3 separate regions of the Mus musculus genome follow, and regions 2 and 3 are each linked to region 1. The links are chromatin loops, found by intact Hi-C in ENCODE. Cell type or tissue: left cerebral cortex. All regions are shown on one strand. Links, peaks and the distances in the headings refer to the core of each region. The heading gives the core; the rest is flanking DNA.

Region 1 (5,305 bases), core at 262-5,261:
GGCTCAATGGTCCTCTCAGGCCAGCCTTCTGAGGAGTTGGCACTTGACACTATATTTGACAACATAATATGCTTTTTTCTTGTTTGTTTGTTGTTTATTTTGTGGAGAGGGTAGGAGTTGAGACTGGGTCTTGTTTTGGTTTTGGTTTGTTTTCTTGGTTTTTGGAGACAAGGTTTCTTTGTGTACCTCCCCCTGGCTGCCCTGGTTCACTCTGTAGACCAGATTGGCCTTGAAGTCACAGAGATCTGCCTGCCTCTGCACCCGCTCCATTGCTGGGATTAAAGGTATGCACAACCACCACCTGGGTCTTATGCAGCTTATATTGGTCTTGAACTCACTATGTAGCAAAGGGTAACATTGAACCAATGGCTGATATTTCTAACATCACAAGTGCTGGTAGTACAGGCATGCATCAAGAATATAACTTTTAAGTGCCTTTCTAGCTCATCCTGTAAGGCAAGGAGTATTATTTTTGTTTTATAAATGATGCAAAAAATACTATATACTATATAATATGCATGTTATATGGTATATGTATTATGCGATCACATATAATATAAAATTCATATAGTATATAATATGTTATATAATAATGTTATATAATATGCTAACACATATATGCATATACTATATTATATATAGTATATAATATGCAGAATATCATACTGCTAGTGACTGAGTCAGGATTCAAACCTAGCCTCACTGTTAACTATATTACACGAACCCTTTATTTTTAGCCATGTTGCTAAATAGGAAACTGGCCTTGATCCTTACTAAATATAATCTTGAGGGCTAGAGAGTGGCTCAGTGGTTAAAGTGCTTGCCTTGCACACATGAGTTTCTGAGTTCAAATCCCTGAACCCACATAAAGCTGCCTTGCTACATGTCCATAATCGCAGCACCTTCACAGTGTGATGGAAGGTGGAAACAAGATGACAGACAGCCAAGGACTGAGACTGTGGGTTATCATGTGATCTCCATGTGTGTGGCAAGCCTGTGCCTATACACATGAACGCACAATACACATAACACCCAACACAAACACAGCAACAATAGTCACAAGAATAATTTGTAAGAGAGCTAGAAAAGCAAAATCAATCTTGCAGATTGGTATCTTTCTTAGCTGTGTCCTGAGAAGTACAAAGTACTAGGAGAGTGCCACTGTGAACTCAGACAAAGCACTAGGAGAGGGCCACTGTGAACTCAGACAAAGCACTAGGAGAGGGCCACTGTGAACTCAGACAAAGCACTAGGAGAGGGCCACTGTGAACTCAGACAAAGCACTAGGAGAGGGCCACTGTGAACTCAGACAAAGCACTAGGAGAGGGCCACTGTGAACTCAGACAAGCCTTTTCAACTTTCTGAGTCTCAATTTACTCTTTAAAAAAAAAAAAAGATTTATTTATTTATTAAGTGTAAGTACACTGTAGCTGTCTTCAGACACACCAGAAGAGGGCGTCAGATCTCATTACAGATGGTTGTGAGCCACCATGTGGATGCTGGGACTTGAACTCAGGACCTTCAGAAGAGCAGTCAGTGCTCATAACTGCTGAGCCATCTCCCCGGCCCCTCAATTTACTCTTTTAAAAAAGTGTTCATTTAGGACTTGGAGAGATGGCTCCGTAGTTATGAGCACTGGCTGCTCTTCCAGAGGGTCTGGGTTTGATTCCCAGCACCCACATGGCAGCACACAACTCTCTGTGACTCCAGTTACAGGGGACCTGACACCCTCTTCTGGCTTCCTTATGTCCGAAACTCCATATGGTTCACATATATACATACAGACAAAAAAAAAAAAGGAAAAAAAACAACAAATCATACACATACAACCAAAATAAATAAATCTAAATAATCAATAATTGTGTATGTGTATACAGAATAGTATTTTGAAATAAGGAAAGGTAAGGTCTCAGAGATCAAGTGAACCCCTGGGCTTCAGATCCCCTTCTGTTCTTCAACTTTGTGGACTTGGAATGGAGATGTAGTGAGCTATACTTTCCTTATCACTAAGGTCATGCGCAGTTCATAGTTTTATGATGACTAACACAAGAAGCCTTAGCCTAAGTGTCAAGCCTGGAGCCAGACACTTGGAAGACTGTCAAACAATAACGGAAGGTTTTAAAAGTTCCAACCAATCCTTGGTCAGTCAAGTTTTTGGTTTGTGTGTGAATTTTTTTCTTCTTTTTTTAAAATTTTCTTTCTGCCGGGCGTGGTGGCGCACGCCTTTGATCCCAGCACTAGGGAGGCAGAAGCAGGCAGATTTCTGAGTTCGAGGCCAGCCTGGTCTACAAAGTGAGTTCTAGTACAGCCAGGGATATACAGAGAAACCCTGTCTCGAAAAACCACAAAAAAAAAAAAAAATTCTTTCTTTCCTTTTTATTTTTTATTTTCTTTAAAAGGGGGGGTGGTGGTGTTAGGGTTTAATTCTGAGAGTGGAGAGCCCTCTAGTGTTCATTATACCCAGTAGATTCAGACTGACCAAGTCCTCCCTGCACTAGAATTTGCAATATCAGAGGCTACAAGAGCTCTCCAAAAGTCTCCTTATAGGACATTGAGCCACTGTCAGCGTAGCTGAGTTTTTTAGTTAGGGTGTATTCTGAGACCCTGTTTGAGAACTGAAAAAATACCCAGAGTGAAAAACCAGACCTGGGGCTAGAGAGATAGATGACTCCGTGGATAAGAGCACTGGTTTTTCTTCCAGAGGACCCAGGTTCATATTCCCGGCATCCATAGGGCAGTTCACAACTGTCTATAACTTCAGCTCCAGGGGATCTGACACCCTCACACAGACATGCATGTAGGTAAAACACCAATGCAGATAAAAATAGAATAAATTTAAAGTAGAAAGACCAACAACTATGTGGGATTAAAGCAAACCCGAGGATGGAAAATGTAAAAGGAGGCAGTGGGTACCCTGGTTAATCTCAACCATCCTACCTCGCACAATGTTGTATTCTGTTTCAGCGGGTGCTGACGGTACTGTTTGAACCCAAGAGAAAGGAAGTGGGTCTACGACTAGAAGAAAAATTCGGTGGACTGATGTATGGAGAACCTGAAGGAAGACATCAACAATAACAAGTAGCCCAAGTGGGCAGTTCCTGAAGACCAGGGAAACGAGGAAGCAAGGTCCCATGAGGAATGTTGAATAAATAGTAAGATACTTGAGGGGGAAGTCCTTCCAGGGAAACCTCTGAAATGTTAGTTTATTATTTATTGGGAGTAGGGGGACAGTGGGTACCCTGGGGTTGTTCAGGCATTCATCCTGCCGGGGCCCCAAGGTTACTCCTGTGACTGGAGTAGTTCTACTGTGAAAACTGTACTACCTTCATTGTGAAGTACTAAGCTACTCCAGTGAACTAATCTTTAGTTCATTATCTTCCATTCATCCACGGAGGCAATAATCTCTCTCACAATTTTTATAAAAAACACTTTTCAAAAAAAAAGGGGGGGGGCTGGCGAGATGGCTCAGTGGGTAAGAGCACCCGACTGCTCTTCCAAAGGTCCAGAGTTCAAATCCCAGCAACCACATGGTGGCTCACAACCATCCGTAATGAGATCTGACTCCCTGGTGTGTCTGAAGACAGCTACAGTGTACTTACATATAATGAATAAATAAATCTTTAAAAAAAAAAAAAAAAGCAAATTATTTGTTACCGTATAAACTTTCTCGCTGAAAGCTGCCAGCTTTGACTGAAATCAACTGCAATACCTACTAGAAGATTCCAGAAAGACTGCTGCGGAAGAACCTTGTAAGTAGAAAGACAACACTTGGAAAATTCTTTCTCCTACAAACACCGAACCTTTGGCAAACCACATTACCCAGAAGACCTTACGGCCTGGCCGGCCCTCGCGCCGTGCATTCTGGGATTGGTAGTTTTCAGGGCCTATTCGTCAGCTCGCGTGGTGCAGGCCCAGGAACTCCCTTTCCCGGCTTGCCGCGCGGCCTGGGTGCTCCTCCGTGATCTGGAAACGCGAAAGATGGCGACTGTTCGGCGACGTTGAGGCCGCGTTAGGCGGTTCAGGCGCGGGGTGGTGAGTCTTGGCGGTGGAGGCGGCTCCCACGAGTTTGGAGAGTGGGTGAGGAGCGGGAAGATAGCCGTAGCCTCAGCCCGGAAGGGGAAGAACGCCTCAGGGAAGGGGCACGAGCCAGGGCAGCTCCGGCGGGCAAGAGTGAAAGGGGCGCGGGCCCCGGGAGCAGTGTTGGCTGCCCAGGGCACAGGCCACTTCCAGGACTGTATTATGAGCCTAGACTTTGGCCCGTGGACATCGCCCTTGTTATACGTCAGTCTGACTTAATTCTTGTTTCCTTACTTCGGCCAGACAGGAACTCTAATGTGCTCCCAGAACCCACCCCATGCCTTCCGGCTCGGGGTTGCCAACTAGTGCTTCGGCCGGAGATTAGTTCTAACCCTAACCCACAGTTGCACATCTTCAAATTCTACTCGTACTTTAAAACGAGCCACTTCCTCTGTGGGCCCTTCCATATCCTCTTTACGAATGGAAAGGACCGGCAACTTTGGATTCTTCGCCTGAACGTTCTTATCTTGGCGTGTCTTGTGCCATCTGCTGCTTCCTGTGGACAGAATTTCATTTTGTAGTTTCCACGGGGCCTACAGCTGAATGTTGCATATATAGTAGCGCTTGATGAACAATTAAATGAAAACAATTGGCCTTTGCCCTACAGAGAACTGGGAAGCACGGCCAGGGTCTTTTGGAGCCCGGGTCTTTTGGAGCTTAAGCTGGCCTTGAATTCAGTATGCAGCCTAGTCCATTTTGTCTTTGGACGCTCAGTACTGCCTTCACCTTCCTAGTGCTATGATTACACTTGTAGACTATTAAGCATTTTCTGTAATTAAAAAAAAAAAACAAAAACCAAGTCTACATATTTCCTTGTAAGTCACCAGAGTAATTCTTTTCAAATGTAATTTTTGGTCGTATTATACTCTGCTTAAAGTTCTCCAAATGTTCTCGTTGAGATGACGTTGAGAGTCACATGCCTTTGCACGGGCCCCTAACAGTGTATTTTGCTTCTATTGACAGTTCTCATTCTGTCCCAGACAAACGCCATTCAAGCTTAGTGTCTTCTTTATTTTCTTTCTTTCTTTTTCTTATTTAAAATCTACTTATTTAGTGGATTGAGTACATTATAGCTCTCTTCAGACACACCAGAAGAGAGCATCATATCCCATCACAGATGATTGTGAGCCACCATGTGGTTGCTGGGATTTGAACTCAGGACCTCTGGAACAGCAGTCAGTGCTCTTAACCGCTGAGCCATCTCCCCAGCCCCCTGTCTTTATTTTGT
Region 2 (5,305 bases), core at 125-5,124, 140 kb before region 1:
CTCAGGGGGTCAAGGAAAGGGAAAGAAGGAAGTGAGCAGATATGGCTTCCCACGTGTTGGCTTGCCTCCCCTAAAAAGCCTCCAGTTAGGCACAGCCAGACGCTCCCTAGACCCTGGGCTCCTGGAGGCACCGGGTGGAAAGAGTCCCTGGGTCAAAGAGAGGGGGCAGAACATGAGACCCTGGAAGTTTGGAAGGTGACCCGCCGTGCCCACACCCTGCCCCGCATTTCCCGAGGTCCCGCTGGTAGAGAAGGCATCTTTGTCATTGACGCCACATGCGTGGTGATAAAGTCCCAGTACGTTCCGACCCCTCGAACCCAGCAGGGTCAGCTCGTGCCCTCTGGGGAGTCGTGCAGTGTGAGCGACAGCCTTAGTCAACCCAAGCCCTGTCACGAGGAGGAGGGCGAGGGGGCCGCTGCCAACCCTTCAGTTTGCCAAAAGCGACTGTTGAGCAGTCGAGTCTTAAACCAACCGAGCGAGGGTCGCGAGTGCGAGGCCGAGGTCGGACAGCAGGGGGATTCTTCATTGGAGGAGCGCTCCTCCAGCGGTTTGGGGTTCCCTGTCGGAGAAGTGAACCCGCGAGACGCCCCCACGCAGCCAGGTAGCCAAGAGCACCCGACCTTAGGCCCAGCGGCTCCGGTATGCGCCGGCAGCTTGAAGGGCTCAGAAGCGGCTGGTGTCCCGCGGCGCGCGGGCGGGGGCTGGGCGCGGACTCCAGGGCCCTACGCCGGGGCGTTGCGAGAAGCCGTGTCCCGCATCCGCCGCCACACCGCCCCAGATTCGGACTCAGACGAAGCGGAGGATCTCAGCGTCCATAGCGGCTCCTCTGATGGAAGCGACACAGACGCCCCAGGCGCCTCCTGGCGGAATGAGAGGACCCTGCCTGCGCTTGGGAACACCCGGCCCAGGGAAGGCGGGAAGACAGCAGGGCTGAGCGACAGTATCCGGGAGATTGTGGATGTCATCAGTCAAACCGAGGAAGGCTTCATCCGAGAGGACACCAGGAAAACGCCACAGGGAAATAGAGAGAGGGAGTGAGCGATGCCCCTCTTTGTTCTCGTGTCGCTCAGCCCATCCACCCTGGGCTCACCTGCTCCTTCTCTCTCTCCAGGCTTCGTTTGCTTCCTTTTCTTCTTTCCCACCTATACCTGTTCCCACACTTGAAACAGAGGAGAGAGGAGGAACCAGGGAAGGTAGCGTCTGCCAACTCAAGGGTTAGTTTCAGGGAAAGTGTGGGTGGGCCATCCACACCTGCTACATTCGGTGTGGAACTGTTCCGACAGAGAAAGAGAAGGGGCAGGGATGGTGCCTGCGATGGGCAGGGCAGGGTCCCTGACAGGAGAGAAAAAGTAATGGAGAGGCCTTGAACCTAGTGACTGAGTGGAGGAGACAGAGGAACTTTGGGCAGAGAAGAAATGAATGCATACACACAACCAGCAACCTGGCGAGAGGGCTCTCTTTGATGTTACAACTCAAGTTTCAATTCCAACTCTGCCACTGACCTAGCTGGTGGACCTCAGAGTAACTATTTTTGCGCCCGGGCATCCCGGACTTCTGTAAATGTAAAATGAGCGCTTTCTGCCTCCCATTCTTTTGTCCCTAGGATTTTGTGAATAAGCGAGTAGAGAGAATCTGAGGGTTCTTACCCACTTCGGTCATCCTCAGTTCGGAAGACTGTCAAGGTCTTCAGATTTAAACGGACAAAGGGCTTCTATTCCAATTTTCCCAGTTTAGGTGAGTGCTCCCACAGCCGAGCAGGATCATGGCCCTCTCACTGCCTCTAGCCTGCTGTGGCCCAAGCTGGAGAGGGAAGGTAGCCAATGAATCAGCTTGGGACACTTTTAGGCCTTCCCCTTCTCCTCCATCTCCGTGTCCTTAGTGACGCTCTGAAGTGTTACCGGGATTTTCCACGCAGACGGTATCGCCCACCGGATAGGACCTTGACAATTTCTGTGTCTCTCCAAGGAAAACAGCCAGGCAAGGAGGAAGGTGGATTTTTCAGCAGACGGTGCGGGGTGTGATACTCGCTGTAGCCACTACGGGGCGCGCGCAGGTCGCGGATTCCCCCGGTTGCTGGTGCTCGAGTGCCCCTACACCAGCACTGCCAGTTATCTGGATCCCTAGTTACCGGCGCCGGTTTCCTGCCTTGACACCTCCAAACCGCGCGCGGGGCCGGGAGCAGGCCTCCGGCCTCCCAGACTTCTGGGGCGCGCCGAGCCCTTCTTTGTATTAATCCACGCCAACCGGTTTGAGACTGACATTTAAGCCTTTCTTCTTCTTCTTCTTCTTTTTTCTTTTTCTTTTCTTTCTTTCCAACCCTGGGCACTTCCTCTGTGTCTGCCATTTATTAGCCATGTGACCTTGGCCAAATCACTTCACCTCCCTGAGCCTCAGTTTCCTCATCTGTCAAATGGGGGTTTATAAACACCTACCTCGCAGGGTTGTTGTGAGGATTTAATGAGGTAATGTATATAAGGCGTCTTGCACAGTGCCTGGCACATAGCAGGCGCCCAATAAATCTACTCGCCCCTTTATGCAGCTCTGGAGTCTCTCTTTCTCTGACCTATCCCCCACTGTGTCCCTCCCTCAGTCCTTCTTGACTTCTTCCCGCTCATTGTGAGGGGGAGGAGGACTCCTCTCTGGTGGAAACTTCTAGTCCACCCTGTTCCCTGGCTGGGACTCTCCCTTCCTTGCCCCCCGCCGCACCCCTGCCGGCTCTTCCCTCTGCCCTGGTGCACTCCCCCCCACCCCTCATTCCGGGCAAGGGCTGAGTCAGTCTAGGTAAATTTAGCCATCGGCTGGGCAGGAGCGGGGGCTTCGCCCAGACTCAGTCACCAGGTCTGGTGACCCATCCCTCTGTCCCTACTCCCGTTAACCCTAACTCCCGCAACTCCTTAGACCGCTCTCAAACCACTCAGGCTTTTAGCCTCCAATTAGCTTGACATCACACCCAGAGAGACCCAAAGGCAGGACGCAGAGGGGGCAGGGCTCCCAGACCACAGCCACAGCTGGCTTCTATTCAGCAGATAAGGGTCTCCTACTCGGGTTTCCCAACTCTAGGGGCGTTCACTGGTCGGAGCTCAGCAGGAATATTCATTCACCTGCGATCCTGTCTGAAACCTACACATTTCCTGTTGCTCTTGGTGGATGAGGCCAAGGAAGCCGGGTCACCCTGGGCAAAGATCAAAGATACCAAAGGTCTTACCACGTCCAATGCAGTCCTTTCTGCTGCCAAGCGAAACCTAGCATTTACTGAACACTTCCTAGGAACTAGACTCTGGGCTGGGCTCAAGGGCAGAAATGGCAAGGCCTGTCTGACAGTGAGGACGGTTGTGTTAAGTTCTAGGAAGAGTCAATCAAGGGAGATCCTAGTTTTAGAAAATCCAGGGAGAGTTCACAGAGGAGGTGACTTGTAGATAAAAATTAGGGAAAGAAGCCCGGTTGGTGGCACTCTCCATTGGTGGCACTCTCCATCATTAATCTCAGCACTCAGAAGGCAGAGGCTGGTGGGTCTCTGGGTGTTCAAGGCCAGCCTGGTCTACATAATGAGCTGCATGCCATCCAGGCAAAATAAAACATATATATATATATATATAGATAGATAGATAGATAGATAGATAGAGAGAGAGAGAGAGAGAGAAGGAAGCCAGGCATGGCGCACTTTCTTGAAAACTGGAGTCAGGAGAATGGTCATGAGTTTGAGCCCAGCCTGGTTTACACAGCAACTTCCAGCCTATCCCAGTTCAGCCCAGCAAGATTCTGTCTCCAAAAAAAAAAAAGAAGTCCCTTTGGAACCGGGTTGTGGTGGTGGCTCAATGGTAGTATGCATGTGTGGCTAGAATGTACACAGTCCTGAGTTTGGTCCCCAGCATTGAAAAAGGCATATCCTAGGTTAGGTAACAACCACCCATTTTGTGTGGGGGAACATTTGGGTATTTAGGGTGTCAGGGCAACACGTGCCTTCTTCCAGAGCTTGCCAAGGATAGAGTCGGAGCCAGCTGCCAAAGTTCTGGGAGAGAAGGAGAGGAGTGTCTGCAGGTTTCAGGGCCAGACCCTGGTAAGTAGTATCTTAGGCCCCATGGGGCCCTGTGGGTGGCAGGTTAGCGACTCCCTGCTGTGAAAATGACTTCTAAATCTAGCTGTGTCTGCCAGCTACCCAGCCTTCTGAAGGAGGGCACAACCACCCCCACCCTGGAACTGCCCCCTTGATCAGGAGAAAAGACAGCAGGTCCTGGAGGGCTACTCTTTTGGGGGCAACACATCTTAGGTTAGCAGGGGACCCCATGACTCTCCCCACAGCTAAGTTCTTCCTGGGAACATTTTCTGCCCCTGAGTTCTGTTGTGCTTGATAAGGCATTAAGGGAGCCAGGAACCCTGCCCTTTTTAGACTTGGGAGAGCTCTGAGGTGTCCTGGGTCCCCCTACAAATGGGTGGGGAACCCAAGAGCTATAACTGGGACATCAAAGAGATCAGTGAGCACAGTGGTGGCACAGCCTTTAATCCCAGCACTTGGGAGGCAGAGGCAGGCAGATTTCTGAGTTCGAGGCCAGCGTGGTCTACAAAGTGAGTTCCAGGACAGCCAGAGCTATACAGAGAAACCTGTCTCAGAAAAACCAAAAAACAACAAAACAAAACAGAGATCAGTAATGTGGATGTGTTTGCAAGAGAGGAGAGCCGCTCAATGCAGGGTCCTGGGATGTGTGCACAGAGTGTTCGTTGAGGACAGGGTAGTATTCTCTCAGTAATTACTCAGTTGTCCACTTGCCCACTAACCATGTGTTCCAGGGACATCGAGGAGACTCGGGCACACCTTCTACCTTTGGGGAGATCACTTTTACACTAAATTTGGAGCAGCTGAGAGGAGATTAGCGCAGTGCCTCTGCAAGGCCAACATTCAAATTTGTGAACTCTTCCATATTTTATGGAAAGAAGTGGGAGGAGGACACCTCCTTGACTTGGACTCATAGGGAATGGGATATAGCCACAAATGCCTCTGGGAGACAAGTCTTCAAGGGTGCACATAGAGAGAAAAATTTAAACTAGGGGTGTTCCTGCCTCTTCATGGCATGCCATGGGGGTAGGCTCCCTTCTTTGAATCTCCTTGTATTAACTAGGATATACAAGTCATCTGTGGATAAATGCTCCATCAGTCCATCCATCCACCCACCCATCAATCCACCCAATTAACCATCCAATCATCCATCCATCCATCCATCCACCCACCCATCAATCCACCCAATTATCCATCCAATCATCACCCATCCACCCATCCAGTCATCCTTCCATCCATCCACCCATCCACCCA
Region 3 (5,305 bases), core at 1-5,000, 130 kb before region 1:
GTGCCTCTGTCCCCGTGCACCTGTCTTACATCTCCCCTGCCATTGGTTCCGGACACACCGACGTACCGTTCGCCCTGCCTCGTTGTTGTGAAGGTTCATGAGGAAGCGTAGGTCCCGCCCCTTCTCCCCGGAGTCCACGAACTCTCGGCCAAAGAGGCGACCAAAATCGATGTTGTCACTGCAGCCCCCCCAGTGCCAGTCGGGGCCCCCAGGGCCGCGCCGCCGGTAGTCGCAGGTGCAGGACTCGATGGAGCCTTCGGAGCAGGAGCGCGCCACGGAATGTGTGACCCCGGCGGAGGTGATTGCGAAGATGAACGCTGTTTCTCGGCAGCCTGTGGGTGAAGCGACCCCGCATCAGTTGAGAGAAGGCGTGGGGCCAACTCAGCACCCTGTTTGGAAGACTTGGTACCCTACAGTCCAACATCCTTGGAGTCATGTGTGCGAAGCATGGAATGCCCTCCTCTCTAAGCTTTACTGAGACTCCAGAGCCTTAGCAGAGCAGCTCCAAGGGGAGATTCCCAAGTAGAACAAATCTGCATAGCCAAGATCGCTACTAGTATTGGCAGTGCAAACTTTGCTGGGTGCGAAGCACAACCCTAGCTAGCCCTCAGAGATCAGCTTCCCAGGTACCTTTGAGGAAGGCTAGGGAAAAACAGCTGTCGCCCAGCGCCCACGATCCGGAATTCCCTTTCTGTGGGCCAGTGGCTCAGCAACGTTAAAGATCATGCTCACAACGCAAGGCTAGAAAGAATCTGGTGCTGACCTACGGTAACTGCCGGCACCAGGCGATTCTCAGTTTGATCACATATAACCCTGGGATGTCTTCCCTGCCTTCGCCCGCCTATGCCCTGGAGATGACCCTGCTTTTCCCTTAATCCCGGAAGCGTCGCTTTCCTGGGCACCCACCTCGGTTGACGATCTTGCCGAAGAGGTGGGGCCCCGGAGCAGTGGGGCAGTTCCAGCGGCGGTTTCGGAATTGCCATTTGCACTCTCGCACAGCGCTCTGGAGCCCTCCACTCACGCTGTGCAGGATCCCCGGGTTCTGTCGGATCAGTCGCCGCTGCTTGCGGCTCAGCAGCTGCAGACTGGGCTCGAGCACCAGCTGCAGACTCTTGGAATCCGTCAACAGGTTCGTGGAGGAGGCTATGTTCACGATGCCCCTGGCGGGATGCATAAGGGTTCAGTCCAGGGGAGGGGACCTGCATCCTAACCATACAGGCTGTACCACCCTATCCTTGCCTGGCCCTGAGCTCCAGAGTCTAGTGAGTGGACAGAAAAGGCATGGCTACCTTAGCTCTTCCTTTCTTCAAGTCAGCCCCCGAGGAGAAACCCCACCTGCAGCCTTGCCCACCTTGAAAAACTTAGGAATTCCACTCCCTCACCTCAAAGCTAATATCTGGTTTTTTTTTTTTTTTTTTTTTTTTTTTTGGTTCAAGACCTAAGGGACACCTGAGCACCCACCACAGCGAGGTTGGGACCTGTTGCTCAGCAGAAACGGGGTCGTATTAAATGGGAATGGTCTCTGAGCCTGGTGTATCTGGGCTTCTGCATGCCAATGATGTGCCCCCACTTCAGCAGAGCTAGTTCTAGGTGTGAGCACCCTGGATGTGAAGTCACAATGCACGAGGGGGGTCTGTAGGTTGGTGATCCCCACAGCGTGGGAGCTGGGTAAGGCCCGTGCCTGGCTCTTTGCCCCAGGACAAGTGGCGGACCCCGTACTAGCTCACTTACCACCATCGGCCACTACTGTTGGCAGCCAGGGCTGCGGGCAGAGCGGTCAGTGCCAGTAGCAACGTAGTAGAAACCCAGCTGGGCAGCAGCGCCCAGAGCCCCATGGCCTGCCTGGCCTTGCTGGTTCTGTGCTGCGGTTCTGACGACTGTGGTTGCTGTCCGCGACGGTGGGACTGGACACAGCGGTGAGGGCAGTGATGCGAGTTCCCAGGCTGGCTCTAATAAGTCTGGAGGCGGGCCGCAGGCAGCATGGTTCGCTGTCCTGGCTGCTGGGCTGAAGCAGCCACTGCGGGAGGCACCGCCTCTTATAGGCCTCTTATAGTTGCGGCGCTGACTGCAGTGAGAAGAGGCTGCCCCTCCGGGCCCGGGCGGCACTAAAAGCACCAGGGCGCACTGGTCAGGGCCACAGACAATGAGTGGCGAGCGAAGCTGTGGCTCTTGCCGGTCTGAGCAAAGAGCTGACAGGCTAACCGTCGGGGCTCACCCCCGCCCCCTGCCTGGTGGCCCCCGCCTCCAGGTCTGCACTGGCCGCCGACCCCTCCCCTTGGGATGGCCTCCCACGCGCGCCGGCCTCACTCTTCTGCGCGTCCGGAGCCCGTCGGGGACCAGCATCCGCCAGGGGGCGCGGAGACAATGCGCTGGGGACAACCTGTTTGCAGCCTGGATTGCCTCCCCCACACGCGCCGGTGGGGCTGTCCTCTCGAAGTCCGTCTCCTCTGTCCCCCCTACGCTGTGGTCTCTTCTCTTCCCTATTCTGAATGGCAGGATGAAAGTTGTGGTTCTAGCCAGCGACTCCGTGGAGACACTTCCTCACCCAGGAACCCCGACGGCTGGACAGAGAAGGAAAAGAAGGAGACAGAGCATGGGTGGAGCTGTGGTCAGGGATTCCCGGGCGTGGGGTGTAGGGGTAGGCTGAGCAAACCGAGCTGGTGGCAGTGAGAAACTCAGAAGCGCCCAGCAGTTTGCCTCTGTGGGCTAGGGGGAGTGTAAGCGTCGGTGTGTCACCCGTGAGATTAAGTCAAAGTGTACATGTGTTCTGAGGGTGCACGCTCCTGTGTATTGGTGTATCCAGAAACTTCTAACGAAGAACATTTTGAGCCCTTTCCAAATAATTGTGTAATTTGGCTCAGGACAGGGAGAGCATGAAGTCATTTTGTTACAGTCACCACTTAACGCAGTGTATCAGGAAGGAGGTGGGGCTGTGACAGGAGACGTCCAGAAGGCTGCAATTGTGTTTGCAGGTGGGTGCATGAGTGTGTGTGTGTGTGTGTGTGTGTGTGTGTGTGTGTGTTTGTGATTAACGACGTGCACTCATAGGTGTCATTCTGTCGCTCTGGGTACCTAGTGTCACCCTATGGCACCTTGAGTCAACCTGTGCTTATCATTAGATGTGCTAGTCATGAAGATGAACCGGGCTTGTTTCTCTGGCAACTAGGCTCAGAAAGGATAGGACCACCAGCCGAGTAGCTGTCAGATGGAGCTGAAGACCTGAGGGAAAGAATGCTTGTGGGAAGAAGCTGGCTCCTTTTGGTTTTGTTGTTGCTGGTTTTGTGACCGGATCTTGCTGTGTGACCCTACCTAACATAAAGGTTTAATATGTAGAACCCATGATGGTCCAGTGACTGCTGGGATTACAGGCCTATTCCGCCACCGTACCTGCCCAACTCAAGATGAACATAATTGGGGGGAATGAGAGATGGCTCAGTGGCTAAAAGCACTGACTGCTCTGCCAGAGGCCCCGGACTCTGTTCTCAGCACCCAAGTGGTGGCTTATAGCCACCTGTAACTCCAGTTCCAGGGAATCAGGTGATGTCTGAGCCCCACTGACACCAAGCACACACAGGTGCACGTATACATACATACATACATACATACATACATACATACATACATACATAAAATAAATCTCCTGAAACAGTTTTTTAAAGAAAGATTAGCAAATTTGTGCCTCCATGTGTTTCCTGATTTTAGTTGGATTTTTTTTCTCCCAGGTTTCTGCAGTGTCCCCACCCCCCACCCCCATTTTCTCCCACTCTTACCCAAGAGCCTTAACTCTTCCATTGTGGATTCTACTTTCCTCCTGATTCCAGTGATCTTCAGGGTCATGGCAGCCTTGGAGTATCAGGCTGCTGTTCCCAATGTGGGATGCAGAGGGCACTGCCAGCCTGGTTATCACGCACCACTGTCACACAGGGAAGCGCCCCCTTCCCAGGATCTTAATATTTCTCCTCTCTTCTATTTCACAGAGGAGATGCTTGGTAAGGCAGTGTCTTCAGGTCCCAGGTCCCTGCTAATAAATGAATCCATGTTAAAGCCACATTCCCAGGAACTGGGATACCGTGTTTGCCTCGCTTGCATGAAGCCCTAGTTTGGATCACCAGCACTGCAAAAGCCAGGAATTGGTGGCGCATGACTGTAACCCCAGCACTTGGGAGGCAGGAAGATCAGAAGTTCAAGGCTATTCCTCACCTCCCAGCATTCTGTAGACACTCTCAAAAACCCAAAGCAAGGCCTGTGGTGGTGCAAGCCTTCAACCCTAACACTTGGAAGGCAGAGGCAGATGGATCTCTGTGAGTTCGAGGCTAGCCTGGTCTACATTGAGAGTTGCAGGGCAGCCAGGGCTACATGGAGAATCCCTGACTAAGGGGACAAGGAAGCACTTGCTGCCAAGCCTGAGGATATGAGTCCCCGAGCGTCGCTGGATGGAAGGAGAGAAGACTGACCTCTGACCTCCACAGGCATCCAGTGTCCCATGCACACACATGCACATGCAGACAAAGTAAATAAGAAAACAAATTAAATGTAGGCTGGACGGATAGATGGTTCATTGGTTAAGGGGACTTACTGCTCTTCCAGAGGACCTGAGGTGTTTCCCAGCACCCAGGTCAGGCAGCTTATAACTGTCTGTAACTCCTGCTCCTGCTTTCTCCAAGGACGTTCCCACACAAATGTGAATACGCATATGGGCATAAACAAAAAGCTACAAAGTGAACCTTTAATTTTTTTTAATGTGTGAACAAAACAACAACAGCAAACAAAACAAAACAAAACAAAAAAAAAAAAGAAAGGCCTCCCCAAAACAAAGAAGACCCAGCAGATGAAAGAAAGTGTTTGCTGAGCTGGGCGTGGTGGCACACGCCTTTAATCCCAGCACTTGGGAGGCAGAGGCAGGCGGATTTATGAGTTCGAGGCCAGCCTGGTCTACAGAGTGAGTTCCAGGACTGCCAGGCAATACAGAGAAACCCTGTCTCGAAAAAACCAAAAACCAACCAACCAACCAACCAAACAAACAAACAAACAAGTGTTTGCTGGCAAGCCAGGTGAGCTGCGCCTCATCCCTGGGGCCCATGTGATGAAAGCAGAGACCTGATTCTAAACACTTGTCTTTTGATCTCCATGAGCTTGCACACTTGCTCACATACAATACACACACACACACACACACAGATGCACACACAGACATACACACACACATACGCACATGCACATGAGCGCACACGCATGTACACACATGCAGGCACACATACAATAAAATATAAGAAGATTGCTCCAAACATGAGACAACCCTGAGATA

What was found. Hi-C counts contacts between places; a loop is a spot of excess contacts. Peaks named below come from ENCODE experiments on the same cell type or tissue, not always from the same donor. Only the 100,000 strongest peaks of a DNase experiment are listed, where the experiment ranks them.
Region 2: a loop joins it to region 1, with 3 times the contacts of the local background. A loop is called at or near these places in 17 of 42 quality-filtered maps.
Region 3: a loop joins it to region 1, with 3 times the contacts of the local background. A loop is called at or near these places in 12 of 42 quality-filtered maps.

What each region holds. Positions count from the first base shown.
Region 1 is chr15:98,661,550-98,666,854 of GRCm38, reverse strand. It overlaps Ddx23 (DEAD box helicase 23), which reads left to right and starts at 3,966. Exons shown (of 17, transcript NM_001080981.1): 1 at 3,966-4,032. In left cerebral cortex, for the core only: CTCF peaks have their summits at 1,451 (motif pointing right) and 2,460 (motif pointing left); DNase peaks (open chromatin) are centred at 2,509 and 3,889; H3K4me3 peaks cover 1,365 bases; H3K27ac peaks cover 988 bases.
Region 2 is chr15:98,801,010-98,806,314 of GRCm38, reverse strand. It overlaps Ddn (dendrin), which reads left to right. Exons shown (of 2, transcript NM_001013741.1): 2 at 1-2,533. The coding sequence ends at 1,038. Among named protein-coding and RNA genes, the nearest start is that of B130046B21Rik, 2.7 kb to the left of the region's middle. In left cerebral cortex, for the core only: CTCF peaks have their summits at 874 and 2,029; DNase peaks (open chromatin) are centred at 827, 1,201, 2,029, 4,015 and 1 more place; H3K4me3 peaks cover 1,753 bases; H3K27ac peaks cover 1,896 bases.
Region 3 is chr15:98,786,719-98,792,023 of GRCm38, reverse strand. Wnt1 (wingless-type MMTV integration site family, member 1) reads right to left here and starts at 2,167. Exons shown (of 4, transcript NM_021279.4): 1 at 1,732-2,167; 2 at 907-1,160; 3 at 67-332. The coding sequence starts at 1,835. In left cerebral cortex, for the core only: CTCF peaks have their summits at 2,341 (motif pointing right) and 3,888; no DNase peak of the experiment used is centred there.